7 separate regions of the Mus musculus genome follow, and all the other regions are linked to region 1. A link is a loop called in an ENCODE intact Hi-C map of the cell type or tissue named here. Cell type or tissue: left cerebral cortex. All regions are shown on one strand. Region 1 holds the start of Samd4 (sterile alpha motif domain containing 4). Region 2 holds the start of Cgrrf1 (cell growth regulator with ring finger domain 1). Region 3 overlaps Wdhd1 (WD repeat and HMG-box DNA binding protein 1). Region 4 overlaps Samd4 (sterile alpha motif domain containing 4). Region 5 overlaps Samd4 (sterile alpha motif domain containing 4). Region 6 holds the start of Gch1 (GTP cyclohydrolase 1). Region 7 overlaps Samd4 (sterile alpha motif domain containing 4).

What was found. Hi-C counts contacts between places; a loop is a spot of excess contacts. Peaks named below come from ENCODE experiments on the same cell type or tissue, not always from the same donor. Only the 100,000 strongest peaks of a DNase experiment are listed, where the experiment ranks them.
Region 2: a loop joins it to region 1, with 5 times the contacts of the local background. A loop is called at or near these places in 7 of 42 quality-filtered maps.
Region 3: it touches region 1 in a loop (3-fold over the local background); 16 of 42 quality-filtered maps call a loop at or near these places.
Region 4: a loop joins it to region 1, with 6 times the contacts of the local background. A loop is called at or near these places in 34 of 42 quality-filtered maps.
Region 5: it touches region 1 in a loop (2.2-fold over the local background); 6 of 42 quality-filtered maps call a loop at or near these places.
Region 6: it touches region 1 in a loop (3-fold over the local background); 13 of 42 quality-filtered maps call a loop at or near these places.
Region 7: a loop joins it to region 1, with 5 times the contacts of the local background. A loop is called at or near these places in 23 of 42 quality-filtered maps.

What each region holds. Positions count from the first base shown.
Region 1 is chr14:46,879,549-46,883,548 of GRCm38, forward strand. Samd4 (sterile alpha motif domain containing 4) reads left to right here and starts at 3,417. Exons shown (of 13, transcript NM_001037221.2): 1 at 3,417-3,620. It overlaps Gm34934 (a long non-coding RNA gene), which reads right to left and starts at 3,251. Exons shown (of 2, transcript XR_383407.3): 1 at 2,192-3,251; 2 at 1-1,623. In left cerebral cortex, CTCF peaks have their summits at 1,539 (motif pointing right) and 3,010; DNase peaks (open chromatin) are centred at 1,214, 1,559, 2,324, 2,631 and 2 more places; H3K4me3 peaks cover 1,553 bases; H3K27ac peaks cover 1,559 bases.
Region 2 is chr14:46,830,226-46,834,225 of GRCm38, forward strand. It overlaps Cgrrf1 (cell growth regulator with ring finger domain 1), which reads left to right and starts at 1,909. Exons shown (of 6, transcript NM_026832.4): 1 at 1,909-2,154. The coding sequence starts at 2,051. In left cerebral cortex, CTCF peaks have their summits at 1,968 and 2,168; DNase peaks (open chromatin) are centred at 1,894, 2,475 and 2,673; H3K4me3 peaks cover 2,222 bases; H3K27ac peaks cover 1,466 bases.
Region 3 is chr14:47,264,054-47,268,053 of GRCm38, forward strand. Wdhd1 (WD repeat and HMG-box DNA binding protein 1) reads right to left here. Exons shown (of 25, transcript NM_001360532.1): 10 at 2,928-3,120; 11 at 1,621-1,805. Among named protein-coding and RNA genes, the nearest start is that of Gm24378, 4.9 kb to the right of the region's middle. In left cerebral cortex, a CTCF peak has its summit at 1,960; DNase peaks (open chromatin) are centred at 1,008 and 1,988.
Region 4 is chr14:47,085,378-47,089,377 of GRCm38, forward strand. It overlaps Samd4 (sterile alpha motif domain containing 4), which reads left to right. Exons shown (of 13, transcript NM_001037221.2): 10 at 2,382-2,583; 11 at 3,667-3,793. Among named protein-coding and RNA genes, the nearest start is that of Gm10371, 29 kb to the right of the region's middle. In left cerebral cortex, CTCF peaks have their summits at 1,476 (motif pointing left) and 2,112 (motif pointing left); DNase peaks (open chromatin) are centred at 1,499 and 2,087; H3K4me3 peaks cover 612 bases.
Region 5 is chr14:46,968,481-46,972,480 of GRCm38, forward strand. All of the region lies in intron 2 of Samd4 (sterile alpha motif domain containing 4), which reads left to right. Among named protein-coding and RNA genes, the nearest start is that of Mir378c, 16 kb to the left of the region's middle. In left cerebral cortex, no CTCF peak of the experiment used is centred here; a DNase peak (open chromatin) is centred at 2,372.
Region 6 is chr14:47,187,022-47,191,021 of GRCm38, forward strand. Gch1 (GTP cyclohydrolase 1) reads right to left here and starts at 2,392. Exons shown (of 6, transcript NM_008102.4): 1 at 1,931-2,392. The coding sequence starts at 2,246. In left cerebral cortex, a CTCF peak has its summit at 1,977; DNase peaks (open chromatin) are centred at 1,225, 1,942 and 2,445; H3K4me3 peaks cover 1,621 bases; H3K27ac peaks cover 1,223 bases.
Region 7 is chr14:47,001,947-47,005,946 of GRCm38, forward strand. The region is part of intron 2 of Samd4 (sterile alpha motif domain containing 4); the gene reads left to right. Gm52121 (a long non-coding RNA gene) reads right to left here. Exons shown (of 3, transcript XR_003951145.1): 1 at 3,653-4,000; 2 at 589-811. Among named protein-coding and RNA genes, the nearest start is that of Gm52121, 4.2 kb to the right of the region's middle. In left cerebral cortex, a CTCF peak has its summit at 2,433 (motif pointing left); a DNase peak (open chromatin) is centred at 2,414.

The sequences.
Region 1 (4,000 bases):
CTGCCTCTTTTGGGCTTTCTCAACTCTGAATCTTGCCTCAACATGACCCACTTGATACTGCATATGCGTGAGTGTGTGTTTAGTGTGTGTGTGTATGCATCTGTACATGTATATCACAAATACACTTCGGGCTTTCAGTTAGAGAGTCAAAAGATCACTGCTTCTCCTACCTTCCAATCCCTCTGTGACCAGCATAATGCTCTATATTTGATAAGTGCTTCTTGTTGAATGAATTAGTAGATCTATTGAAAAGGAGCCCAAAGAGGCAGAAAATGCTCAAAACCTAGTCTTTATATGCCAACCTGAAGAATCTGAAATGTAAATGTTGTCTGGACTGTCAAGGAAGCTAAGAGCTGAGGGGGGGAGCCTGGGTCCTGACCGTAGGAAGAGACGGTAGGAAGAAGCCCAAGGGGCTCAGCATCTGTTGCTGGGAGGGGCAGACCTAAGGTTTACAGTGCAGTGCTCCCTTCTCCTCTGTGGTGCTAGGAATCCAGTGCAGGGCCTTCAGGCTGTGGGACAGCGCTCTACATGAACATCATCACTGCAAGTCTTAAGGACATCTAACTTGGGGACGGCAGTCGTGAGCGCATGCAGCATGTTGTGTTTTCATTTCTAAGCTTATTGTAGAAAAGAGAGAAACAAGACAACCATCCTCAGAAGCCCTACCTTGTTAGGGAAGAAATCACACCTTACGGTAATATCACACATTTTTATATGCCATATACAATGAATATTGAATATTTATATTTTCTTAATATATTAAATAATTACAAACGTTGAGGAATGTAGATTTCGTTCATATAATTCTTTATATGGTAAATACTCCTCTGTCATATAAGCTTCCATGTTGGATGAAGATTGCCATCTGTCTTTAGCATTCCTTCTTGAGGACCCAGCACAGAATAAGTGTCCCATACATACTCATTGAATGGTTGGGTGAAAAGTGACCATATAATTTATGCAGAGATTTGCAAATGTTTTCCAATTCATGAAATAGACAGCTCTAATGCTTCTATAAATTTATCTGATGTGGGTACTCCCCCACCCCCCCACCCCCACGTTGTGTGTCTTATGTTTTTCTCACCCTATTTTTAAAGACAGTCTTTCTCTAACTTTGCAGCACACTGTCTTGGCTAGGCGGGCTTCCGGGAGGCTTCTGGAAGTAGACGTGGGCACTGTGGAGTCACACTGTCTCTCAAGCTTGCAAAAGGTGCTTTACTTACTGGGCTGTCTGGTAATTTATCTTACTTCTTCTAGAAGCGTCATCGAAATGACATAAACGTAGGCTCTTCGGGGATACCTACTATAATAAAACAATAGTCAGAAATCCTCTTCTGCCCTTGTAAGTATGGAGCTGACCCTTTTGGAATCAATCATCGTTCAAACACCTGAACATTTTAGTTGTTTTCCAGGGATATTATTTGCTAAGCAAACACCAAGAGAAGCAAAAAATGCAAAATCATGCTGAACAGCAAGACTTCAAAGATGAACTAAGTATGACACTGGTCCCTAGGTCAAAGGCTGCCGTCAGAACCACGCTTCTCCCGTAGGTGGCACTATCTTCTTTCGTCGCCTTGCTTGCAACTTTACTCCCGTCTGCCTGGGCCCTCTGCCTTACTAGCCCTGTTTTAAGTAGCAGAAGACAATAATTACGTTATTGGTGTATCTTTGGTTTTCTTTATCAATAACAACAACAGTCCATTGGGGTACGTCTAAAAACCTTGGCTGAGTTAGCACCGCGTGGTCCCATCTCTCAGTGTCTTCCCCATTTCCTGGCAGAAGTACTACCAAGGAATAGCTGGGGGTTGGGGGGGGGCGGGGACTCTATAAAGCTGTCCTGCTTCTTTGATAATAATAATTTAAAAAAAAATCAAAAGTCAAACACTGACTCCGGGACTAGTGTTTCCTAAATAGAGCAAACTATTCATCAAGTTATGCGGATACCTCCCCTAGGTGGTTAATAATGAACTTTAAAAACTTCACACACTCGGTTGTGATGGAAACATTGGCAAAACATTGTGCCTCCCCACAAGCCCTTTCACTACCCTAAGAGATGGGAGGTGTTGTCACACTGACAGGACCTACACGAGACAGACATGAAATCCGAGGAGCAGGGTAGAAGAAAGGATTGGAAATCCAGATGCTAGTGTGGGAGCTGAAAGGTGGAGGAATAAGGCCTTGGACACTTTACCTTTAAAACTGTGCTAGCTAGAGCAGGGCAGACCCACGTTTGCTTTTCCAGCTCTCGTTTATAAATGCTCCCAAGTCTCTGGAAAACAAATTCGAAGGCTCGGTGTTTCTTCTGAAACAGGCTGGATTTTGGCCAGTCCCTTTGTGACCGTTCGCATTAGAAGATGCAGAAATGTCTAGGCTTTAGGGTATTTTTAGTCAACCCTTCTTTTGGGTAATTGACCCATGCAAGCATTTTATAGTAGGCGACCTAGAGCTTCCAGCGACAAATCCCGGCCCAGCCTCTGGCCCCGCCCTCTGCAGGCACAGGTGAAAGCCGCGTCCCCCAAACTCCGTGGTGCTGACAGGTGGTCTCGCCACGCCTCCCCGTCGCCCAGGGCGCCTGGGGCCACAGCTCCAGGCCACAAGCCACAGCCGCGCGCCAAGCATAGCTTGAGATCAGGCTCCCGAAGTCCGCCTCCTCCTCTCGGGAAAGCGAGGCCTGAGGCGGGTATGGAGGACTGCAAAAATAAAGGGCATCCAGCGCCGGACTTGGGCTGAGGGTGATCGACCAGGCTCTGCTTGCTTCTCCTAGACAAGGGCCTCGTGGAGCACCGCGGCCAGACACATCTAGCCCTGCGCGTTGTGCCCTTCGCCGCCCTCTGCTACTTCATGCGTCCCAGACCCCAGGAATCCGTCCAAGCCCCCAGAGACAGTGACTCCGGGTGTTTACGGTCTACACCAGTCAGTCACCCACGGGACCAGTCAGCCACCCACAGGTCCCAGGCCAAAGGGTCACTGGACCTGGGGAGCCACATTCCCAAGGGCGAGCGGCGGGTGGCAGCACCGTTCTCGCTCCAGTCCAGCTCCGTTGGGATTCACTCCTGTCCCAGCTCCGGAGGCTCCGGTGCCCTGGCCGTTGTAGAACACGCGGGTGGCAGCCGAGAGGAATTCACCCGGACCCCTCCCCTTCCCCAAACTTCTGTGTTTCTCTACGCAGATCTTCCAATCTGCGCTCTTCCGCTCCTCCCACTTGGCTCCCTCCTCCTCTATGGCCCGGGCTTAGGAATCCGTCCCTCCCCCCAACCCGCCGCCCGCCGGGCCCGGGGATCCTCCCCCCCTCCCCCGACTCCCCCGCGTGCCGCCGCCGCCGCCCGGGTTCCTCTCCCCCCGCTCGGGCGCTCCCTGCCAAGCCCATGATGTAATGGTGTATGTTAATCAGTAGCATGTGGGGAGCTCCGGGCGGCTCAGTCCTTCGCGAGCCGACACTGGAGGCAGCAGTGGCGGCAGCGATAGCGCCCCGAACCCGCAGCGCTGCCCTCTCCGCGCGCCGCCAGCCCCGACGGCATGGCCCGCAGCCCGCGCTCCGAGCGCCCCCAACCCCACTGATTGCTGCTACGGCCCCGGACCCGCGCGCAGGGCCCCGAGCCGCAGGGATGAGCTGCGTGGAGGTGAGCGTCCCTTCTGCTGTCCCGGGCGAGGCACCCAGTGGTTCCTCCGACCCTTTCCCGGGGGCTTCGCTCTTCTACCCAGAAGTTCTGGGTGTCAGATGCTGGAAGCGAGCGGCCCCCAGAGGGTCCGGCGCTTAGTCTCTGCTCGCCTCGCCACGGGAGCTGAGATGGGACGATAGAGCCCCTAAACCTAACTTTTCTTCTTTGAGGTCCTTGGGGGGCGTGTGCGGAAGGGAGGAATCTGCATTTCCCTCGGGGTCCGCCCTGCCGCCTGGGAAAGCCGTGATACGGGCTCCCGCGGTCCCTGCGTAAGGCGTGCGCCCCCAACCGCATCGCCTTGGGCCTGGGACCGGAGGGCGAGGACACTCCGGCCCGCAGGC
Region 2 (4,000 bases), 49 kb before region 1:
TGAGGGACACTGTGTGCAGAGTACACAGGAGAGGTCCTGCAGAGAGGGACACTGTGTGCAGAGTACACAGGAGAGATCCTGCAGTGAGGGACACTGTGTGCAGAGTACACAGGACAGGTCCTGCAGAGAGGGTCACCGTGTGTGCAGAATACACAGGAGAGATCCTGCAGAGAGGGACACTGTGTGCAGAGTACACAGGAGAGGTCCTGCAGTAAGGGACACTGTGTGTGCAGAGTACACAGGACAGGTCCTGTGTTAGACACATATTTCAGTGGCTGTAGTAAATCCAAGCAGGAAATGGTAAAGACTTGAGCTAAATCTCCGCTCCTGTTTGTTTAGAGAGTTCCTCAGGATAAGCTAGGCTGGCTTCCCGTTCCTTTATTTCTGATTTGGAGCTGGCTCTCGTGTCTGGATTGGTGAATTGTTCTTTTCTGATTTGTATCTTCCAAAGCATTACTTTATTTATTTTTTTTCTTTTCTTGCTTCCTCTCTTCTTTACACTTTGGGAAATGTTTACTTTTCTTTCATTACATTATATTTACTATGGCCCATGCTTGCAGAGGTCTGAAGACAACTGTATTCTCCTTTTACCACGTGGTTCCAGAAGGTTCCAGTTAGGTTGTCAGGCCTGGTAGCAAGTGCCTTTAGCCATCTTGTTGGCTTACATCTTACATCTCTTTACTGTAGGTTCAGTGGGGGTTGAGTGGGGACAAAGTCATTCCTATGTATTTAATGTTACTTTACCTGCAACTTATGTTTTTGTTTCACGATAAACATCCCTTTTCGTTTTACTGTAATAAAATTGCCTTCAGATTGGCTACCTGCAATGGTGTGATTGCATCTAACACAGTATTTCTAGACTCTAGTCTCTAAAAAAAATTAAATATACATAAAGTCCTACCTCCATGATTTAGCCTAAGTAAGTAAATTAGCTTTATGGATACTCACTGCAGTGCTTGATGTGGTAGTAAAAAACATTCCAACAACCAAGCATAGCTTAAATAAACATACTTTTACAATTCAATATCTACTAATGAGAAAATTTACATAGAAACAAGCTTAAATAGCAGTACTCCAGAAAACACAAGGCTATTTGGTCAAGGTCACTGGACGAAGCTAACTCTTCTTTTTGAAGCACACATTTCCTGGTGACTTGAGAGCATGGCATGAAACCTTTCCTTAAGCGTCCTAATGTCCACTCTCCCCTTCTTCCTCAGTAACAGGATCGGATTTGTGATGGGAGGTGTTTCTCCTGTTTATGCTGTAACTAGGGATCACATTAGGGCTTAAGTAAAAGAAATATAAAAGTGGTTTTAGGAGAAACTTCCGGGAGGCTTCTTTGAGGCACTGATGACAAGAGTGAGGAAAGGAAGCAGACATTAAGCTACTTCCTGTACTAAGATCTCCTAATAAACAAACAAAAATTAGTTACTAAAACCTTCAAAGATCTGGCTAATTCTAATTGGAGAAGAAAAAAGAGGGCCGAGGGAGTACGTATGCCGATTTTCCTTTGAATAAACTTACTTTGCAAAGGTTGATAAGGTTACAAAAAATCGCTCGCGGTAGTGACCTCTTTTCGGGTTTTCCGCGACAATCCGCAAATCGAGACCATTCCTTTCGTAGACCATTCCGTCGCGCCGATGCCGGCCCTTGTCCCATTCCCAAATTTGTCTAGGGTTTGCAGGGTTTCCAGGATACCTCGTGTATCTGAGGATCTGCATTAACTTAAATTTTGGCCCCAGATGTCAGTTAGGAATTTGAGAACAGAGCCCGGCTGGCGGAATTCTCTCAGGCCACCAATCCTGGGCGCAGGGCAGGGCGGAGCTGGTCCCTCCCTGTTACGTAGCCAGTAGTCGGGACCAGACGAGGGAGGGGCGTGGCATACCTGCTATCAACCTTGTGATTGGCATTCCGTCTCCAGTGGCCGCGGCTGTCAGCTGCCCAGAAGCCTGGGCGAGTGAGGACCTACAAAGTTTGTCCGCTCCGGGGCGCCATACCGGCTCGGGTCCGGGCCAGCCGGGCTGGGCTGGGCTGAGCCCAGGAGACCCCGATGGCCGCAGTGTTCCTGGTAACGCTCTATGAATACTCGCCGCTCTTCTACATAGCGGTGGTCTTCACCTGCTTCATCGTCACCACCGGCCTGGTATTAGGATGGTGAGTGTCCAGGGCTGGGAGTGGAGGGCGCGGGGACCGCCGGCCCGGTGTGGGGTCCGCGCAGAGGGTTCGGGTGACTCCGGGAGAGCGGTCACCGCCACCGAACACACTCGGCCCAGGCCAGGCTGCTGCCCCCGTGGGATGGGACCGCAGGGGAGAACTTGGTCCTGGTGCGGGGGTCAGAGTGCGTGTCCCGAAGGCTTTGTCCCGGGCCCCGGCCTACTTTGTGCCTAGCGGGGACCGGTCACCGGCCCCGCAGGCGCGCAGACCTGACCCAAAGGAGCTTGGCTGTTTATGACCCGAACTGACCCTTGCTTGGTCCCAGATCTTTCAGAGGAACTTTTACCCGAATTCTGTATCTACCGATTGCTAATTGAATGGCTTCTTGATGCAGTCTATTTTTTTGGAAGTGATCTTTAGTTAATAAGACGTTTTTAGAAAGGAGCGAGATTTTAGGAATAAGTTATTCTGTGGGGTGGAGGCATTTTGCTTCTAGGAGAGTTACATAACCCAGGAACAATTCTTTCAGTGTTGAGTCTCCGGTATCCCTCTTGAGGAGATGCAGTTTTATCATGTTTAGGCTTATAAAACACAGCTGGTTGAAACCACGGGACTAGCCTACAGCGGTTGCTCTCTAGACTGCAGCTTTCATAGCCCCTTGAAAAGATGGTGAACCCAAATGTATTGAACAGTGGCTCTAAATGAGCAAGAACCATGGCTGGAAGTGGACCGTACAGAAAAGGACATGAGCTGTTACAGTTGGGGAACGAGTTCTCTGAAAACTATGTGAGAACGGGAATGCATTTGCAAGAAGAACAAAGCAAACAGGTTTGAGACTGAAGCGGGCTTTGTAAATCAAGCTCAAAAATACCACTTGATTACATATTCATCGTTACTTTAAAGACTTTAACAGGTCCCGGTCCGTTTCTGATAATAGGATCTCCTTTTGGAAAAAAAGAACATGTTAATATTTCCACTTGACCCCGAGTTACAGCGTAAAACTCCCATGTTGTGGACAAGATAAGATGAAGTCCAGTCTTAAGTTGTTTTCTCTTTAAGACAGGTGGTTTCCCTGTAGCATAGTATGATTGCAGTCCTGTTTCAGCATCCCAAGTGCTGGGAATATAGGGGTGTGCCACCATACGTGGATCACTCCGTGTTATTTACTATTAACCTTTCAGGTTTTAATTGCTGTCATTTACGTCAAGGAAGTTTGTAATTAGAATTAGTGTTTACCACTTTAAAAAAAAAGTAGTCTTAATACACAGTTTTTAAAGAACTACAACACTGGTATTACTCTCTTCAACCTAACTTTCCTCTCTAAGGAAATTATCTAGTTGATAATTGCACTATATGCCTTGTTAAATAGGCCACTGGGGGAAGTGGATAAAATTCATATTGCACGTAATGTGGCATCTAAGGGTAAAAGGAAGACGGGTGTGTGTGTGTGGGGGGGGGGGAAGACAGAGAGAGACAGAGACAAGGAGAGACAGGGAGACAGACTTTGGAGTCAGACAAACACAGGTTCACGCCACGTTTAAGGCTTGATTTGAATCTATAATGATTGTTTACTACCTGTGTCAGTAGGAGGTTTACAAGTGTTGCAAGTTTCTATTGTGTTATTTCTTGAAGTCTGGGCTGAGCACTGATGAGGCTGCAAGACCTCGTCAGTAAGCACCAGTCACCTCTGTCCTTATTTGAACCTAACAAGTCATGGTGAACCTAACCAACCATTCTTCCCACCCGGCTTAGCTTCACCTACGTAGATAAGCTTTTTATATTGTTATTTGCAAACTAAACCAAGGCCGGATTCACCTGCTAGAAATGATGATAACTTGGTCACCAT
Region 3 (4,000 bases), 380 kb after region 1:
TTTTAAAAATTACATTAGTAATATAACTAATAAAGCACTTATAATTGGCCTTTCAATAACTAAAACCTTAAATTCTTCCAAATACCTCAAACTCTAAGATTCTACACAAATAGAGATGTAAATGACAACAGTAAATTTTTCTGTTCAGATAACTGGTTTGTCAGACGATAAATATATAAATTGTAAAACAACATTATTAACATTTGGCAAATTTAATTTTCACTGATGTACACTATAGGCTCACGGGATCCTTGTCTGTGTATCTGCCTGTCTATCTGTCTGCCTGCCTCCTTTCTTTCTTTTCAATCTGTGTGTGTCATTTTGCCTGCATATATGTAGTATACGCACTACGTGCACAGCTGGTGCCCACCAACACCAGAAGGGCCCAACGTTAAACATAGCTATAAATATAATAGTGATACTTAGATCTATTATATTACTTGATGAGGATTCTTAACAATAAAGTTTTATTATGAAAAACCACTCTTCATATTTTATGCCAGAAATATGTCTTCAATAAAAACATCTAACAAAATTTGCAGAATGAAAAACATAAAATAACTTGCAAATAACATACCAAATTTTGCAAGCTCTCAAACTGGAAGCAAAAAGCTACTATGTTCATTCATCAACTCAAGAAACACACTTAGGGCTGGAGAGATGGCTCAGTGGGTAAGAGCACCGACTGCTCTTCTGAAGGTCCTGAGTTCAAATTCCAGCAACCACATGGTGGCTCACAACCATCAGTAAAAAGAGATCTGATGCTCTCTTCTGGTGTGTCTGAAGACAGATACAGTGTACTTACATATAACAATAAACAAAATTATATATATATATTTAACACCTATAGTGTTGTGCCTTGTTTAAAACGCTAAGATATTAGGTTTTCGTTTTTGCTTTAAAAGTTTTTTAGTTTAAAGTATGTGGGTGTTTTATCTGCATGTACCACTGTGGAGGCACCAGAAGAGGACATCTGATTCTCTGGGACTGGAATAACAGTTGTGAGCTGCCATGTGGGTGTTGCGAATTGAATGTAGCTAGTGCCCAAAACTGCTAAGCCCCTAAGAGACTAGTTCTTTAAAAAGGAACACTCTCTGTTCTAATGGGCCTTACCCTCCTGGAGGGAGTTTAAAGAGCTCTTCTTTTTTATAGTACTTATCACATCTTCTTATGTTTTAAAATCCAAATAGTATTTTATATTAAAAAAAGAGCCAAGTATGAGGGTACATTATCTATAATACCGTCACTCAGGAGGCAGGGGCAGAAAGGTGTCACAAATCTGAGGTCTCTGGTCTGCATAGTGAGTTCTAGGCTACTTAGTGAGATTCTGAGAAATAAGGTTGGGAATATGCCAACAAGTATTACATACAAGATATATAGTCATATTTTTATATTATTTCATCTTGCAAAATAGAAATAACAAAATTTTCAATAATACTGAAAGAAGATTAAAAATTTTAGCTAACCATGAAATAAACCTACCATAAAATTATGATCAACTAAATGCTCTAAGCCACTTAAGCACGGTTTTTAAAATTATTTTTTAATCTATCCAATAAACTGTAGGGAAGAAAGAATGCTGAAGTATTTTTTAAAAGGTGGGTGTAGATGAAGGCTCACCATGAATCTGTGAGAGAGATGCAAGGGCGTTGAACTTGACTGGAAGGGCTTTTGTCGTGGGGTTGGCATGGGCCCATCATAAAATGGCCTTTGGGGTCTTATAAGGGGGAGGTTGTGAATACTTCGTGCCTGATCATCGTCCCCTTCCTCTTTGTGAGAAAGATCAGCTTTTAGCATTGTAACATCTACAACACAAAGGATTGTAAGACAATCATAAAACTAACAGCCTAGAAAAAGAACAGCATTATGGAGTTCTACAGTGATGCTCCTCCCTGGTCTTAGCGATAGCTGGCACACTACTAGCCTCTTCCACCAGGGCCTCCACGCTCAAAGAACGCAGTGATGATGCACAAGTCCTGACAGGCGGAGCAGATGGTGCCTTACACTAATGTAGGCAAGGACACCGGGCTTTACGTAGTCACTGCACTGTCAGTTACCACCCACTTACAGTAAAACACTCGTTTTACCAATCCTGACTTTTATAAAGATTGTTTTTTGTTTTTTGTTTTTTAAAGTTCTGGGTGGACCAGTGAGGAGACGCAGCAATTAAGGCTTTGCCAATCTGATAACCTGAGTTTGGTCCTCAGAATCCGTGTAGAGCTGGACAGAGAAAACTAACTCCATGTATGCTGCGTACATGTGTGCCTAGTGTGTGACGCTGCTGCACTTGTGTACATGTGTGCTGGGTGTGTGATGCCACTGTACATGTATACACACACACACACACACACACACACACATGCATGCACAAATCACAATTTCCATAAAGATGTGGGCTGTGGAGATGGCCTGATGGTAAAAGTGTCTGTTGTGTACCTGTGGGTCCCTGACACTGAACTCCAGTTGTCAGATTAATGTCAGACACTTACCTGACAAGCCATGTTTTTTTGGGGTTTTTTGTCTTAAATTTAGTTTCGTGCATCTTGGAGTGCAGATGTACACATCGTATGGCACATGTGAGGGGGTCAGAGAATAACCTATAAAGTGAGTTCTCTCTTGCTACCTGGTGGGATCTGGGACCCAAATACAGGTTATGAGGCTGGACATAAGCACCTCTATCCTAGCCCTCTCTCTAACTTTTCCATTTCCGATTTAATTGAGCTAACCTCTATTACTTCCTTTTTCTTGGAGTATAAGCTTCTTTTATAGTTTGTTAAAGAGTTTGTTAGATTGGTGATTTGAAATATTTTTAACATAGGGTTTAGAATGTACCTCTAGACGCTAATTAAGCCATCTATGAGTTTTTAATAACATTTGGAAAACTAATCAGCAAGGGGACTGTCACATGCACAAAGTCAAGGTCATACCAACTGAGTTTTCATCGTCTCCCAAGTCATGATCTGCAGCCAGCATGATGTCATCATTATCGTCATCCTCATTTATAATGCCCTTTGAAAAAGAAGGGATCTCAACCGCATTGTCGTTTAGAAAATCGCCAGCACTACTTGTATCATCTCCATCAAAAAGATCATTGTAGTCCTTTTCCACTCTACTAGATACCTTGAAAAATTCAATTACAATGTATTATATTAGGAAATCACTTAGAAAAAAACAATTAGGCAAAAGGCTGCTCTTTTTCTGTTGCTGTTCATGTAGTGTTGGAGATAAACCTTGTACTTTGCACATAAATGTACAGCCTTGATCCCCAAAGACAAACATTTTACGGTTTTGGTTTTTTGAAACACTGTCTCAAATATCCCTTATTGGCCTCAAACTTACTCTGTTGCTGAGGCTGACCTGAAATTTCTGATCCTTCTGCCTACCCACCAAGTGCTGGGATTACAGTCAGCCACAACCCATCCAGATCCCTAAAGACATGTATAACCTCTGACAAGTAAGCACAAACCTATGATGTAAGAATGATTAACAAGTACATTTATGTTAAATGCTTTGTGCTCTGGTCAGGATTAGGGGGATAGACATATAATATAAATGAACACCGCACACAGGCAGCTACTTAAGGTGCTATCACTATGCGGCCCTGCTAAATCTGTCTGCTTTTTTAATAAAAAATAAATAAATGTAACTGTTCACCTCCTTTTCAGATTCTGGCTAAAAGACTAGGTGACCTTTCCCTGACACTCTGGACTTTCTCAGTTTCTCAGGAAGCACCCCTTCTCCTGGTACCCCCCACACACGTTTTACAGCTGCTTGCTGACCTCCGTGCCTAATTTAAAGACACAACTCTTTTTTTCCTTTCAGCAACTAGTGGGAATTTCAGCTTGCCTTCTATTGTTTTCCCCTTACACTCTATTAAAATCGTTCTCAAGCCTCCGTCTAAGTCCATTTTAAATTCTTTTATTAAGACTTAGAACCCACAAAAGGGAACCCCAATTTCCACGATAACATGTAGTGACCATGAAGGGACACTAAAGACACA
Region 4 (4,000 bases), 210 kb after region 1:
ACACATTCTGCTCTTCGCATCACCTCTGGGATATTTTCACACTGTTAATTTATTTTGAGAAACCATTTCTCCCATAAAAAAGTAACCGCAGGCAAGCCCCTGCTTTAAATTATCTCACAAATCCCAAATTAATTGCTTCTTATTAATGTTATTTTTATCAAAGTCTTTTCATGCGTTTCAAGGAAAGGACATCAGTTAGACTCAGAAAAGCAGAGAAGGTGAGGCAGACAAGCTCGGGGGTAGGAGGCAGGATGGAGGAGGGGCCAAGAGTGGGACTTTAATTTGGCATTTGTTCTTTCTTGGGAAACATAATTATTTCCTTAAGCTGAGTGGTCCTAACTGACCTCAGAGTTCAATCCCACTGTCAGCGGCAGCAACTCTAGAAAAACCTGGCTTTGTAAAAATAACCTTTTGAGGACACCACAGCTAGACTCCACCATCAGGAAGAAGAAGGCCTCTCAAAATTCTGCCTCCGCTATACTGTAACCACCACCACCACCACCACCACCACCACCACCACCTCCCAGACCCCGGAATACTCTGGGCTTTACTCCTTCTCCCAAACAGCTGAGTCCTAACTCTTGGGAATGTCAGGGTTCTCCTTTTCTTCACCGACTGCCCTAACAGAGCCTTCTGGCCTTGATGTGGCTAGAAAATACAGTCTTGATCCAGGTCTGATTTTCTTGAGTAGTCCCAGCACTTGGGTGGTTGAGGCGGGAAGGCAGTTTGAGGCTAGCTTGTGTTACATAGTTAGACCCTGTCTCAAAAAAAAATTTTTTTACAAGCTACAGTGTTGCTTTCGTGGAAGAACAGATCATTTTAAGGCAACACTCATCCACTACTGTTTTGCATATAGAAATAGCCTTCTAAAAATCCAGCCAAAGAGGGAAGTGAGAAAAATCTATTCACACCAAGTAAGGGGTGGGGGGAGTCTTAGCAGATACTGATCATCTATCTGCCAGGTGGCCCAAATTCTGACTTCAGAAGCCAGAGGACCTGTTCTTAACAGCTGAAAGCGGAAATCCCCCCCCATTCCCCCCCCACACTTGCTGCCACTTTTACAAGTTACCTCCCTGGGGTCTCTGATTGCATGGAATGGCCTCACGCTAATTTTCAGTTTTCAATGAGGAAAGGGAAGATAAGATAAACAGAGAGACCAAGAACCCAAGAGAAGAACCTCTTCTTCTGAATGGGTTCTACAACACCCTTCTTGGCCTCAAAAGCCTGGAACCTTCTCTCCCTAAGACATTTAGGAACTCGGGAACTTTTGCATTGCCACCTCAGACGCCACCTCCCCTCCCCCCGCCCCGCACTCACACACAACCATCTCTGGCGCAGGAAGTACCTGCTGTGAATGGCCCCCTGGACCTCCACTGGCTAAGCTAAATCAGCTCATCTGCAGGGTCTTCTGGTAAGCTTGGCGAAAACTCCCCAGTTTAGCAACCAAGCGACTCTGCTCCATCTAGTGGCCGTTGCCCGCCACGCAGACCTCCTTCACCCTCCTGAATAACTAAAGCTGCCTGACTCCCTTGGAAAGAATGTGTCCGGTTCCAGAAGCCCGGGGCTGGTGGAGGCTTCTCCGCTGAGCTCATCCGACCCCGCTGGGAGCAGCCTCCTGCGTGGACCCGAAAAGCGGAGCCTTGCCAGCCCTGGTGAGGGCCGCCCTGCAGGAAAGACCTGGGGAACGAAGAGACTGGACTATCCTAGGTGTGTATGGAGTCATCCACACACCGCAGTGACCTCCCAGTTGGAGAAATATCAAACAGCATTTACTCTGCAAAATTCTGACTCCGTGCCTCGGGCCTGGGACATAAGGGGCTGAAGAAGACACATACAGTCCTTTCTAACAGAGCTTATATTTCAATCGGGTCCTCCATCTAAGACTGCTTACAGACAACCTGATCAGCAATGAACCACGCCATCATGGAAGGCGCACCAGAACGGAATCAGATCCAGATACTGACCCTACTATTTTGCTTTGTGGCTTCTTGAAAGGCACCATGGCCTCATGCACAGACCCACAGGTTGGACTAGACAAGAATAGAAGGCAGGGGACTCTTTGAGCTCCCCTTTTGGGTTCATATTTGAGTGCTGCCCCCTGCTGGTTGTGTGTCGATAGCAAAATCCTCAAGCTTTCTGAGTTTTTCTAGCAGTGAAGATTAGGAAGCCTACTTCATAGGGCTGTCTTGTGGGTTAAGAGTAGTGTGCATGCGCCAACATTTAGCATGTGCTGTTGCTTTTAGATACTAGGTACAGTTTGATTCATAGCCTATTATTGGCACCCCCAAACCTCTTGTCAGTCCCCAAGAGACCCCACTGGCAGCCTGGGCTATGTAGGGCTGGAGCCAGAACCTCTGGATCTCTTCTCTTTGCTCTCACAGTCGTGGCTTTGGGCAGTCCAACTCCCTCCCAACAGCCAGCTCTGTGGGCAGCGGCATGGGCAGACGGAACCCACGACAGTACCAGATCGCATCTCGGAATGTCCCTTCCGCCCGCCTTGGTCTCCTGGGCACCAGTGGATTTGTCAGCTCCAACCAGCGCCACACCGCTGCCAACCCCACCATCATGAAACAAGGAAGACAGGTTTGTTCTGCTCTGGGGAGCAGGGAGGTTGACCAAGCTCAGGGACTGAGGCTTTAAGATGTCTCCAACCCAGACAGTCTCCTGCATGGAAAGATAAGACCCCAGGGGAATCTAAACCAGGAGATAGCTGAGCCTATGCTTGTCAGGTAATCACTGTTTGCGTTGTTTCCCTGGAGACGGAAAAACTCATGTCTGCTGCTTGGGAAAGCTAGTGCTACATTTATCTCTGGGACCCTTGTAGACAGGCATGCAAGGGCTACTTCTGCTTGATCTTTGCCCCCCCCCCAACATACCCCATCACCTTCCAGGTCTGGGTGGGCATTTAATAAGCTTCCTTTGACTTTTTCCTCACAGTCCCGGCTGCAATGGTGAGTCCACAGGATTGTTTGGGAGGCTGTCCCTTGCTGTGAGATTGACAGTGACCTCTCTGCCCCCCTGAGCCCAACCTTGCCTTTCCCTAAATGTTCATTCCCTCAGCCCCCTGAGGCAATAGAGGTTGGCCTGGGCCTGGGAACATACAAGCAGGCCTGATGAGAGGTTGTCTTTAAAACAGAAAGGCTTCACCAGGAGGAGGCTGGTGGCAGTCCCTCCCAATGGGAAGGGCATGTCTGAGAAGCCCTGATATCAGTTCTAGGCAAGGTCACTACAGGACACACGAGCTGCATGATATACAGGCCTGTTGCCAGTACTGACTCTTTCTTTTCTCCTCAGTGTGGAGTAAATTTGGGGACTCTCAAAAAGAAATTCAAATAAGAGCCTTAAACTCATTATACTGTTTGCTACAAGTATTTCTAAGACAACCCCCCCACACACACACACACATACTCCCTTTAAGAAATATATGGAGTAAAAACACTTTTGGAGATGGGGAGAGGGGAAGGTGGCTCAAACTTAAAGCGAGGCCTGTGAATGAGCCTCAAATGGGACAGTCTCAGCCATCTCTCAGTAAGTCCATGGCGGGTAGCATGGGCCTTTCCAAAACTGTCCTGGGATACCTGTCTCCCGAGTTCCAGCTGGGGCTCTGCCTCCCCACATCCCCACAGGGTCTGGACTAATGCCCCCCTCTTGTATGTCCCTCCCTAGAACCTCTGGTTTGCCAACCCTGGGGGCAGCAACAGCATGCCCAGCCGCACCCACAGCTCCGTCCAGAAGACCCGCTCGCTGCCCGTGCATACTTCCCCACAAAACATGCTGATGTTCCAGCAACCAGGTAGGGCCTGGCTAACTCGCTCCCTTCTCTCTCTCTCTCTCTCTCTCTCTCTCTCTCTCTCTCTCTCTCTCTCTCTCTCCCTTGACGCAGAATGGAGGCTGGGATGCCAGAATAGACGCCCTGGTGACCCAGCCGGAAAGTGCTGAGCCTCAACTGTCACCACACATTCTTTAGAGCTGCCGAAAGCCTTTCCTTTTTTAAACCATG
Region 5 (4,000 bases), 89 kb after region 1:
GCATACTGTGGGATTTTAGGAGCTAACAAAATCAAAACCATGTTTTGGGAGCATTTGCTGTTTTCAGTTTTCATATCTTATGTTTTTAATTTTTGAAACAGGATCATACTATCTATACCTGGCTGGCTTAGAACTCACTGTAGAGACCAGGTTAACTCCCAGCTAACAGAGGCTGGTCTTTGCCTTCAAGTACTGAGACTGAAGGCAAACACTACCAGAGTTTGGTAAAAAACAAACAAAAACCTGGAAAGAAACAAACAAATCTCTTCAGGGGCCCTGAAGAGATGGATCAGCAGATCAGAGCACTTATTGCTCTTATAGAGAACCCTGGTTTGGTTCCCAGCAGCCACATGGTGGCTCACAACCATCTGTAACTCCAGTTCCAGGGGGTCTGATTGCCCTATTCTGGCCTCAGACCAGACATGCATGTGGTACACATATACACATGCAAGCAAAATATTACTAAACAAAAATAAATCTAAAAACAGTTTTAATCATATTTTTAATTGAATAGTCTCGATGCAATGTTAACTTTTATCTTGAGATACTAGGATATTAAGATATTAAAAATATTAAAAACATGGTCATATCACAAGTTTTGAGAAAACATAAGAGAAAATGCTTGAATATCAGTAGAAAAAGATTCCAGAAGTCCCTGCCACAGCGACTTCCAGAGAGATGAGTGAAGGAGGCACTGTGCATATTGAAGCTCCAACCGCTGGCACATGAGCAGTCAGAGCCTGCAGGTGATGCCATTGTTAAGTCTCTTGGATAGTCACAGGGCCAGAGTGCCTGGGGTAAATCCTAGCTCAGCACCTCCATAGCCCCATGCTACTGAGTCCTCTATTCCATCACGATCTTCCTTCGTTTCTTTGTTTATTTATTTATTTTTCTTTACTAGCATTGGCAATCAAAGCCAGGATCCTATGTTTGCTCTGAGCCACTCCCAGCCTGTAGTCAAGTACTTTCAAGAGTGTTTGACTTTAAATGATCAATACTGACTATAACTACAATAGGGTCCAGTTAGTTTGTGGTGGAATTGGAGAGTGACTAAGATTCAGACAGGCAAAGCGGGCCATAAACTTTGGTTTCGTTTGTTTTGGCTTGGCTTATTTGTTTTTGGAAGCAGGGTCTCTTGTATCCTAGGCTGTCCTAGAATTTACTGTGTACTCAAGACTAGTCTTAGTTCCTAATCCCAACTCCACCTCATCAGGGCTGGGAAGATAGGCCTGTGCCACCAAACCTGGCTTAGAGTTCTATCTGTCTATCTGTCTGTCTGTCTGTCTGTCTGTCTGTCTGTCTGTCTATAGCATGTTTATTGGGAAGCTGTTCTTAGGTGATTTCACTGGTCCCGAGGATTGAGGCCAGGGGGAGTCACCATTGGGAGGGGTCGGGGAGAGGAGAAAGAGAGAAAGGACACATGTGCAGAGAGAGACTAGAAGAAGAGAGCAAATCTGGTCTTTTGAAGTTTCCTCATCATTGAACTCAGCTCTCCACTACCTTTCGTTTCTATACACTGCCCTCCACTTGTCAGTAGATGATGGCGTCCCTCCTCAGCTGTTTTTACCTGGTTGCATTTTCTTCTGGTTTCATAAGGGGGAGGAACACATTGACGTGAAGCTTTCAAAAGTGTCTCTCCCCAGGCCACGCCTTTGGACAGAGGTGGTGTGTGGTGTGCGCTCCTGGCCAGGCTTCTCTTCACCATTCTCAGGCCTTTGCCCCTTGAGTTTGGTCTTTGGCTTATGAGGTGGTAGCAGAAGCCCTGTGAGTCCTAACACACTGTGTATGAACCTCTCCCGGACACAGGGACGGTGAGGTACAGACATGGCTGATGTCTAAGACAGAGGTAGAAGTGGGCTTCTGTGTGCCTTCCCCATATTCTGCCACCCCCGAAGGGCAAGGCAGCGAGTAACCAGCCTTTCCTTCATTTCCCCTAGAACAACTTAGCAATGACTTTATGGTGGAAATCAATGGCAACTTGACTGGTATTCAGGACACCTTCTGGAGGAACGTGACCCCTGCATCCCATCTTTAGATACTTCTGGCACTTTCACTATGATCCCCTTTCGGCTTCCCCCTAATCTTACAGTGACAAACTGCATTTAACATTGACCATTAAGACAGTCCAGGCATGTCAGCCACTGCAGCAACCAAATCCACCCACCACCTATCTGTGGTATAATGAGGAATTACAGTCGATGGCCCACCAAAGTTTTCCTTCTGTCTTGCTGCCATTCATGCCTTAAAGGTTGTTTGTTTGTTTTGCTCACCACTCTGCTGAATGCTCATCCCTTTAAACACAGGCTTCTTCCACTGAATCCCTTCCACTTTCCTGGGTAGCTAGAGGGAGCAATGTGATTGGCTGTGTGCCTGACTTGTTGGTTCATTGCCAGGAGAAGAGGCAGACGGATGCGTGGTTTCTGATGAGGAGCAGCAAGATGGCTGGAACTACTTACTGCTCTGTATAGCTTTGTAGCTGGTGTTTGCTGCTGAGTAATGTCACAAACCACTGCTGGGGTTGAGCTTACTTCCTGCTAAGACTTAGGTACCTGTGTAGTTTCTGCAATGATGTAGCCCACACAAAATGACTTTTGGGCTCCTTCCTGAGGGGCAGCTGCTCTAGTGAGACAGGTCACCCGTACAAAGCAAGTGACCATCTCAAGAATCACATCTGAGAGCTGGATATGGTGATGCACACCTTTATTTCCAGCACTCCAACAGCAGAGGCAAGCAGATCTCTGAGTTCCAGCTCCATCACAGAGGGAAGTCAATGCAGGAACTTTGAGCAGCTGCTCACAGCCACAGTCATGAGTAGAAGGATTAAATGTTTGTGTGCGCACTCGTTTGCTTGTGTCTAGCTCACTTCTCTACTCTTAAACAGTTTAGGCCCCATTGCCTAGGGAATGGTACCACCCACATTGGGCAGTGTCTTCCCACATCAATTAAATTAAGACAATCACCAATAGACATATCAACAGGCTAACCCGATATAGAGAGCCCTTTATTGAGATTATCTTTTCAGATAATTCTAGATATGTCAAGATGACAAGTAAAGCTAAGTGCCACCTAGGTGGTGACTGACTGCGCACCTCTGCACAGACTGGTGCATAAAACAGAGTTACTTTGTCCAAGTAGCTTGCCTTCTTTGAGGCTCAGTTTGCATACCTTTAAGTTGGGGGTGCTAGTCTACTGAGGTACTTGTGAGTCTTTGACATCAGGAACAAGAAACCAGTCAAGATCAATGGTACCTGATATCCAGGACCACAACCTGTACCTGACTGTGATGCAAAAAGAAGACTTTTCATGGTTGTTGTTCAGCATGGCTGACTCTTGGTATTTGACAAAGGTTTCTCAGGCCTTTTTATCACCCAGGTACATGGTAGCATTTGTTCCATATCATGAAGTAACTTTGCTATGCTTGGCCTTCCTCAGCTGCTTGAAGACTGATGGGACCACCAGCATGGATTGTGTTCAAAATGAGTCACAGCCAAAGATGCCACTCAAAGCCTCATGACTCAGTGTACCTCACGGGTCCTAGAGGCTAGCATCTTCCCTCCTGGAAGTCTCCATGCATTCTTATCAGGGCCATCGTGTTAAATCTGAGGGAATTGTGTGCTTTGTGCTTGCTTGCTCCAGAGCTCTTCCTTTGCCTGGACCATGAATCAACACCCAGGGACTTAGCCCATACCCCACAAACAGTGGTTGGGATATTGCACTTGGTTCTCTCGAGAGTCCCAGAGGTTAGTGTGAGAAACAGTGAACTCTGTCAATTTAGTATGCAAAGTACGAAGGCCATATCACTGCCGGGTTTCTCTCAAAGCCCTTCAGTACTGTCACGGTTCAGGTGTCCCAATTCCTTTATGAAGAACATGGCTCTTGGAGAAGGATTCTAGAAGGGCCTTTGTTCTAAAACCCCCCTCACTCAATGAACTCTGCTGAGTTCTAATTTCTGAGATGTCGCTGGTATATAAACTCACAGATCGACACCTCTTTCTTTTTG
Region 6 (4,000 bases), 310 kb after region 1:
CAGGCAGATTTCTGAGTTCGAGGCCAGCCTGGTCTACAAAGTGAGTTCCAGGACAGCCAGGGATACACAGAGAAACCCTGTCTCGGAAACATACACATACACACACACACACTCAATTGATGGCAATCAAAAAAATGTTCAAATAATCAATGACTTTTATTGTGGTAGAATATCTATAAAATTCTTCATCTTAACCGTTTGTAAAGCATACAGTTCAGCAGTAATCACGATGCTATGTAACTAGCACCTCTGTCTAATTTCTATCACTAGAAAAGGAAACTCCATAGCCATTAAGCTGTCACTCACTAGCCCTGTCTTCTCAGCTGACAGACAAATCCTGTCTCTAGGTCAATGGACTTCCTATGAATAAATTGGAGTGGGGGCTGCTTTGGAGTCCTTAGACTCCTTTAGCTGAATCTCAGCTCCTGAGTAAGCCTGTGACAATCATTCTCAAAGCAGGCTAGAAGCTCCTCTCCCTGGGAGTAATGAGATGGGCAGGAGGGAGGGGCTCAGCTGAAGGATGCCAGTGAGGACCACCTTTTACGTCTAAAAGAGGCAGAGTGAACAAGGCTCTGTCAAGACACTCCTCCTGGTTACACCCTGGACAGTCAAACACACTAACACTCCCAGATATTGAACTCTCAGAAAAAAAATCTCAGTGACTATTTGTTCTTCAGTTTTTGCATTTTCAAACTCTGCTTTTGAGATCCAAACTTTCATCATCAAATAAGTGTAAAATGGTGAAACTCAGACTCAGAACTAGATCTGGGCCCACTTCCTCGAATTATTAGGAAGTAGTTTCGTTTCCTTTGGGGCCCCACCCTTCTCAGGCTCTGATCTCCCACCCTTCCTTTGAGGTCGAGGAAGGTTTGGCAGAAATAATTGTTCTTTCTAGGACGGGTCCCCATGCTCTCAATGCCTTCAGGAACAGACAGGATTACTACCTTTCAAAGCAGTGTGGTTTGTTTTTGGTTTTTTGTTTTTTCCGTGTGTAATGGTGGAGGCAAAGACACACGTCACAGAGATGCCCAGATGTAAACTGGAAATGAGGCCTTTGAACTCAGCCAAAGGAACCAGAGCTTCTTTTTTATAAAGGCCAACACTGCTTAACCAAATAGGCAGCAAGGCCCTGCTTTCCACTTCCTCTTCACCCTGCCTCTGTACCCACAGCAACTGCCTCGTCACTGGCTGGGAAAGACTTGATGCCAGCAGGCTCAGACTGTGGATTTTAGGCGGCGGGGGTGGAGGTGGGTGGCTAGGAGGGCAAAAGCACGGAATCCCAGGTCCAGTGAACTTCAACCATCAGAGTATCAGCGCGGGGGTGGGGTGGAGTGTCCCTTTATTCTTTGAGGGAGCAAACATTAAAGACTTTCAGCAATAATGCTAGCTCAAGAAAAGTCCACACCTCAAACTGCTAGGAAGTCCGAATCCAGAATTGTGCCAAATTTTGGTGTAAAGTCCTAAGCTAGAGTAGTTGGATGCAAATTCCAGTTCTCTGAAGTTCCCTACCCCATTACAAGTACCTAACTTTACTTGGCTCACGGGGTGTAACGGAAACCTGGCTTCACCCAAAAGCAAGACGCGTCCCATCAACAAGTGTCCACGGGATCCTTGCGGGGGGGGGGGGGAACGGTGGATGCTGCACGTGCCTAATCGCGTTCTGAGCGCTGGGGTAAGAGGGTCTCACATCCCTTCCCGCCCCGGAGTTCAGTGTAGTGGCTATGCATTCACCCTCCCCAGAGCCCTGAGTGCCAGCCAGGAGGGACCCTCGCCTCCGCCAGGTGGAGGCTCTGGGGCCACAGCTGGGACCGGGACCTGACAACTTGGCTCCCTGCGCCAAAAGTGAAGCAACTCGGGAAAGTTCCCGGAGCTGCCCACGCTTCCTGAAGCCGCCTCCTGGCGCCCAGCACACCCCGGCGCACGCACGGACCTGAGATGGTCTCCTGGTATCCCTTGGTGAAGTACTGCATGGCGGTGGCCGCCCTCCAGGGCGTCTTGAGCAGCCCCTGCCGCTGGGGGTCCTCGCCCAGCGAGAGCAGAATGGACGAGTAAGCGGCCGCCAGTTTGGGGAGGTTCACCTGGTTTTCCTCCTCGCTGCGGTGCCGCCCTGCCTTCCAGGCGTCGGCCGGCTGTGCGCCCTTGGCCTCGGGCGGCCGGGACTTCTCGGCAGGCGGGCTGGCCCCGGGCCGCGGCAGCTCCCGCTCGGAGAACCCATTGGTGCACCTGACTCCCCGCGGCTTCTCCATGGACCCGGCGCGACCGCTCCCGAGACACCCTAGGGTGCTAACAAGCGCTGCGGCTCAGCTTAGCCGGCGGCCGTAACCTGTGGCCGTCACCCGGACTGGGGCTCAGCACCTAGGGACACTCTCGGAGTCTAGGGCAGTCGCCGGCTGGGGAGCCCCGCCGCGCCTCTCTTTTTATGGCAGGGCGACTCGGCCGGCGCCGCGAGATATTTTCATTGGCCGGAGCCTCTTGCGTCATGGATCTCTCCCCGCCCCTGAGCCCCGCCCTCCTGGGTGGCCCCTAAACCCCCGCAGTTACACAAGACAAGCTTCTGGTTAGACCCCCTCGACTTATAAAAGGAAGAACTGAGTCTACAAAAAGCCAAGAATCCGGGGAGCTGGAACCTCCGAGATAGAAACACCGATTCTCCCTCACTTTCCACCGGAAAAGGGGGCGTGTTCGCAAAAATGCTGTGGTCTAGTTGCCCTGAGAAAGATGAGCTAACTAACAGGTGACCTTGCTGGGGCAGGCAGGGTGGAGCAAATATTCTGGTGATAAGCAACCTTGTGCTCTTTTTTAAATATTTTTTTTCTTTTTAGCTTTTTTTTTTCCGAGATTACAATAATTTCCTGTCTGTTTTCCCTTTCTTCCTTCCAAACCTTCCCAAATACCTTCACCCCGCCCCCCCCCACACCTTGTTCTCTTTTACATTCAGTCTCTTTTTTTAACAGTTCTTATGTATGTATGTATGTGTGTTTCTAAATATATAAATACAACTTGCTCAGTCTGGTTAATGTCTCTTGTGTGTATACATTTTCGGGGCTAATCTGGTATTGGTGTTCTCTGTCCTAGGGAAGATTACCTCAGTCTAAGCATTCCTCGGTCACCTGTGGCTCTTTGTCTAGGGTGAGGGCTCACGAGTCGTTGTCCCACACACCCTCACCCCCATCCTTGTTTATACTTCTACTGGAGTCATTCTTTTTTTTGTTTTTTTTTTTTTTGTTTTTTTTTTTTGTTTTTTCGAGACAGGGTTTCTCTGTATAGCCCTGGCTGTCCTGGAGCTCACTTTGTAGACCAGGTTGGCCTCGAACTCAGAAATCCACCTGCCTCTGCCTCCCAAGTGCTGGGTGTCATTCTTTTGTTGTGCTTTGTTTTACTTTTTGAGACCAAGTCTCACAGTGCAGCTCTGTCTGGCCTGGAGTTCTCTATGTCGACCACCAGGAAGGCCTTTAATTCAAATGATCTGCCTGCCTCACACTTCCAAACGGTGGGATTAAAAGCATGAGCCCTGCCTCTCTCCTGCTTTAAAGACTGGAGAAGTTGTGACTTGAAAATTGTTCAGTCGTTTAAAATGTATACAACACACACACCTGCCACTCTAGAAAACCCTCTGGCCTCTCTCAAGGCATGAGTTATGGTGCATGGCACTCACCGGAGTCCCCTATGCCTAGGGAGATAATAATATTTGTGAGCTGCCAGATCGCTGCTCTGCTGTTTTAACCTGCTCTGACCTTATCTTTCACAATGACTAGGGGAAGCTTGTTTTCTTTCATTACCCTGAATTTGGTGATCAGCAAGAGGACTAGGGCAGCTAGCTACACCCTCTAGCCGGACAGTGTGTACTCTGCCAAGAACTGGTCCTTGGCAAACCAACCACTGACAAGAGGGGTGCTAGAGTAATGGCTCGGCAGTTAAGAGCACTTGCTTCTCTTCCCAGCTCCCAGCACCTTCCTCAGGCAGCTCACAACCAGCTCCAAGAGATCCAATCCCCCTGACT
Region 7 (4,000 bases), 120 kb after region 1:
GGCCGGCCCTGCCTTAGAAATATTGTGACATTTCGATGGCTTGTTTATTGTTTTAAACTCCACGAGAGAGAGAGAGAGAGAGAGAGAGAGAGAGAGAGAGAGAGAGAGAGAGAGAGAGAGAGAGAAAGGTCCACGCCACTCTTGAAGCAATTCTTCCTAATTCACCCTTTCTCGCCTGGCTTCATACTAGCTTCCCCTGGGGATTATAATGTGAGAACATGGAGACTAAGATTCTCAATTCTCTTGGTCCCTCCTGTCAGTGGTTCTCAAACATAATTAAGCCCACATCTCAGTCATCTGGAAAGCTGGTCAAACACAGGCTCATGAGTTCCCAGACACAGGGCCTCCTGCCCTGAAGCAGCTCTTAGACCTTTTGGGCCAGTCCTTCTCCCAAGCGCATACAGCTCAGTGGGGATTCGAGCCCAGATGATACTGTGCTGTGCTTTGTGAACCATCTTCCTCTGTCCCACCCCACCTCCCACCAAGTAGCTCTTGGAAATGGATGCCTCCAGAGGGTGTCCCTAGAGCACAGCTTGGGCACTTAAAACTAGGGTCCTGAATGCCGTCCCCCTGGTGACTCAACCTCACCTGTGTTTCTGTATGAGGAACGGGGGCAGTACTGATCCATGGTCCGTGGTACAGCGATCTGTTGCGTGTCTCTCTGACTTAGGGGGAGCTGGTATCGAGCTGCTGGGAGCACGTTTGCAGGGAAAGGCTGGTTCTGTCTTCTTCTGGTCCCCATTTGTCATTGAAGCTCCAGCTTGGTTTCTTCTGTTGACCCTGAGCTTTACTGTCTGAGGGGGAGGGGTATCTGAGGAGAAAGAATAGACTCTTGTCAGTCAGCTGTCACAGAACATGTTATGCGTATCTCTCAACCCATGCCGTTAACCAAGACTGTATGGTCAGCTTAGGGAAGGGAGTAGCGGACTGCTCGTGAGGCAGGGCTATGACTAGAGAGAATGATGTTGCCATGTCAGTGATGGGGCTCAAAGGCATGAGGGCTAAACTGAAAAAATGAGATTGGGGGTGGAAGGCAGACTCTTCAGCTGATGCCACAGATGACGGAAGGAGCAGAAGAGAGGACGGGGAGAATCTGGATATATATGAGGCACATTTCCAACAGAGAGTATCTAATGTCAAAAACAGAGGTCTCTTTTATAGGATTTTAGCGGCTGGTGGCCATCTCCACTAGAACACTGACAATAAACCCAGATTCCAGTGGGTTCTGCTTCTTGCCAAGGAGTGTGTTGGATGCTGGCTGGGGATCTTCTACATCAGAAAGTCACTGCTTTTTACAGCAATGCCTTTGGTTGCAAAGATGGAGTCCTTCTCCGAGTGCCTCTCTACTCCTAGTCTGCTCCCCCCCCCCAAATCATTCCCATTAAAGACATTTCGATGGTTTCAAGCACCTTCACCAGCCTCTCTACCAATTTTATTGAAAAGGGCAGGTCCTAGTGCCAGGCCGAATACCTTGACGGAGACTAAAGATAAGTAGTAGATAGATAGACTAACAGGTACATCCTTGTCTAAAGGTGGCTGTGTAAGAGCCATTAAAACAAAGTGACACTGCTGCTGTCCTCCTCAGCTCAGGACCAGTGAGGATAGAGCTTTGCATTGTCTTTCTCCTCACAGGACTTTGTCCCCAAGACCTGGAGGTAAAGATGAGGGCCAGTCGGCGAATTTCTAAAGCCCCTGGACATAGAAGTGCACCTGCCTTCCCCCATGACCACCAATAGACTTCTGTCCTGGAAGAAGCCCCCCCACCCAGGTCTCCCCTCTCAGCAGTGAGCTGGGGCAGCTCAGAGCATACACAGCATGTGGGTCTGCTGGACCTGGGCTATTGAAAGCTCACTCATGTCTGGACCCTGCTGCCCTGGGCCTTTTCTTCACCCTCTGTCCTTCCTAGTTCCCTGTGGCTTTCCTTCCCCCTTAGGTCTTGTCCTTTCTTATAGAATTCTAGACAGCATCCTTGACTTCAGGAAGCATGAGTCACACTCTGCCTATGCATGGCCTCAGTTGTGTTCTGCAGTTTCTCACCAAGTTAACTAAAGCAAAAGGTCCCTACCTGGTCAGTCCAACTAGCTCTGCTCTAGCCATTGATCTATAGCCCTGCTTAGTTCTGGGCCCCAAAGGGGGTGGGGGACACGGCCACAGTCATTCCATTCTTTACCGTCACCTTCCCTGCTGTCCTTGCTGCTCTCTGACCTCAAGACTTCAGCGTTTAGAGGTAGTTCCCCTTCTCGTTAAAAAATAAAATTAAAAAAAAAAAAGGTGAAACCTGGCCTCATCACCAAACCTACTAACCTGAGTGAGCCTGCAGCACTCGTAGCAGGTGATGCAAACCTGCTTTTACTGCTTGCCTCTGCATAAATTCCCAGGGTAATAGCTTGGGAGTGGACCAGGAAGGGAGGTGCACCTCTAACTCCCTCTACAGGGCTGTGCTGGTACAGCACAAATAGATGCCTTCCAGGCTCACCCAACTCTGTTCTTGGTTAATCCAGACTTTCTTTCATAAGGCAATGCATAGTTAATCTGCAACAGAGATTCAAATAGCTTACCTCAATAAAAAAATCATTCATTTCTTCTCCATAGGTGACTTAGATGTGTAATGCTTCAGATTTTATGCCGAAATGCATAACATATAAACCTCACCGTCAGCACCTTCGCTATGCATGCTTTGGGAATATCAGTGTGCTCTTTCTTGATGACAGTATTTACACAGCTACACCCCACAGCATAAACTCACACATTCACACTAATACATTAGATTCATAGATCTTCAGATGAAAACGTTTGCCTGTTAAGAAACTCCATTTAGTTTAGGAAGTGTGAGACCCCGTGGAGGTACAATCTGGGCTCATTTTAGAGAACATCTCTCTGGTGCAGGGTGGAGCTGTTGGCTGTAATTCTCCTCACACTTGCCAGGGTTGGTTCCTAGTGTGTGAATTAGCTGCTGTCCATGTTGGCCCCAGTGATCAAGCAGGAGCTATCAAAGCTTTCTTGTGAACTGCTAAGTTCTCCAAGATACTCCCCGCAGCTCTCTTCTCTGGGAAGTACCAAGCACTTAGGCCTTGGCATTGTCTAAGGCCTCCTTACACTGCAGTGAACACTGAAGAGAGCATTCTGTCGGAATTCTCATTTTTGGCCTTCCCATGGGACAGTGTCCAGTGCTCGTGCAGTATCACAAAGCAAGAGCTTTTGTTGTCTTTCATCAAGTCAGCCCAAGGATTGCTGATTCGTTATTTTAAAGACTCTGAGCATCCCGTCATGGTGGAGGGGGTTGGGCTCAGGTGGGGGTAGGGGTGAAGATTGGCAAGAGCAGAAACTCATGCCTTTACCCAGCGTGCTTTCTCCAGAAAGGCTTCCAACCCTAGCAGCTACGTGAGTGGCATCTGTAAGATTGTGTCATGTGGTTGTCAAGAGCAAGGGAATGGTGTTTCTATCTCCAATTTCCATAAGTTTTAGGATCCCTGTTCCTAGGACATTTTATTAAAACTGTCACCATGCGAACATAAACCGTCTTGACACAATGCCATTGGGATTGCTTTTCTTTCACTCTTCAACAGATGTTTGCAAAAGAGTTGCATTAAAATACATTTAACTCTACTATCTCTCCCTCTCAAATCTTTTTTTTTTTTTTGGTGAAGATTACCTTAATTGGTGTTGTGGCAACCAGGGAGAGTACCCAAGGATGCCTTTGTTCTGCAGCAGAATTGTCCACCCTAAAGAGAATGTTATGAAGGCAGTTCAGGAAAGACCTGGAAATTGAACTGTTTTGTCTTCTGTCAGACATCCAGCAGGCCACGCGGGGCTAAGCTCTGTGAGAAAGTGAAACAGTATCAGGGATGAGCGAGGGCAGGGTGAAAGGGTGAGGTGAGCAACTTCGTATGAGAGAGGTTTCCTTAGAAAAATGATATCTGCACAACAATGAGCTGACAGGAGCAACACAGTGGCTCAGGGGAAAGCCCTCTAGGAAGGGAAAACACCAAGGTTCCAAGGT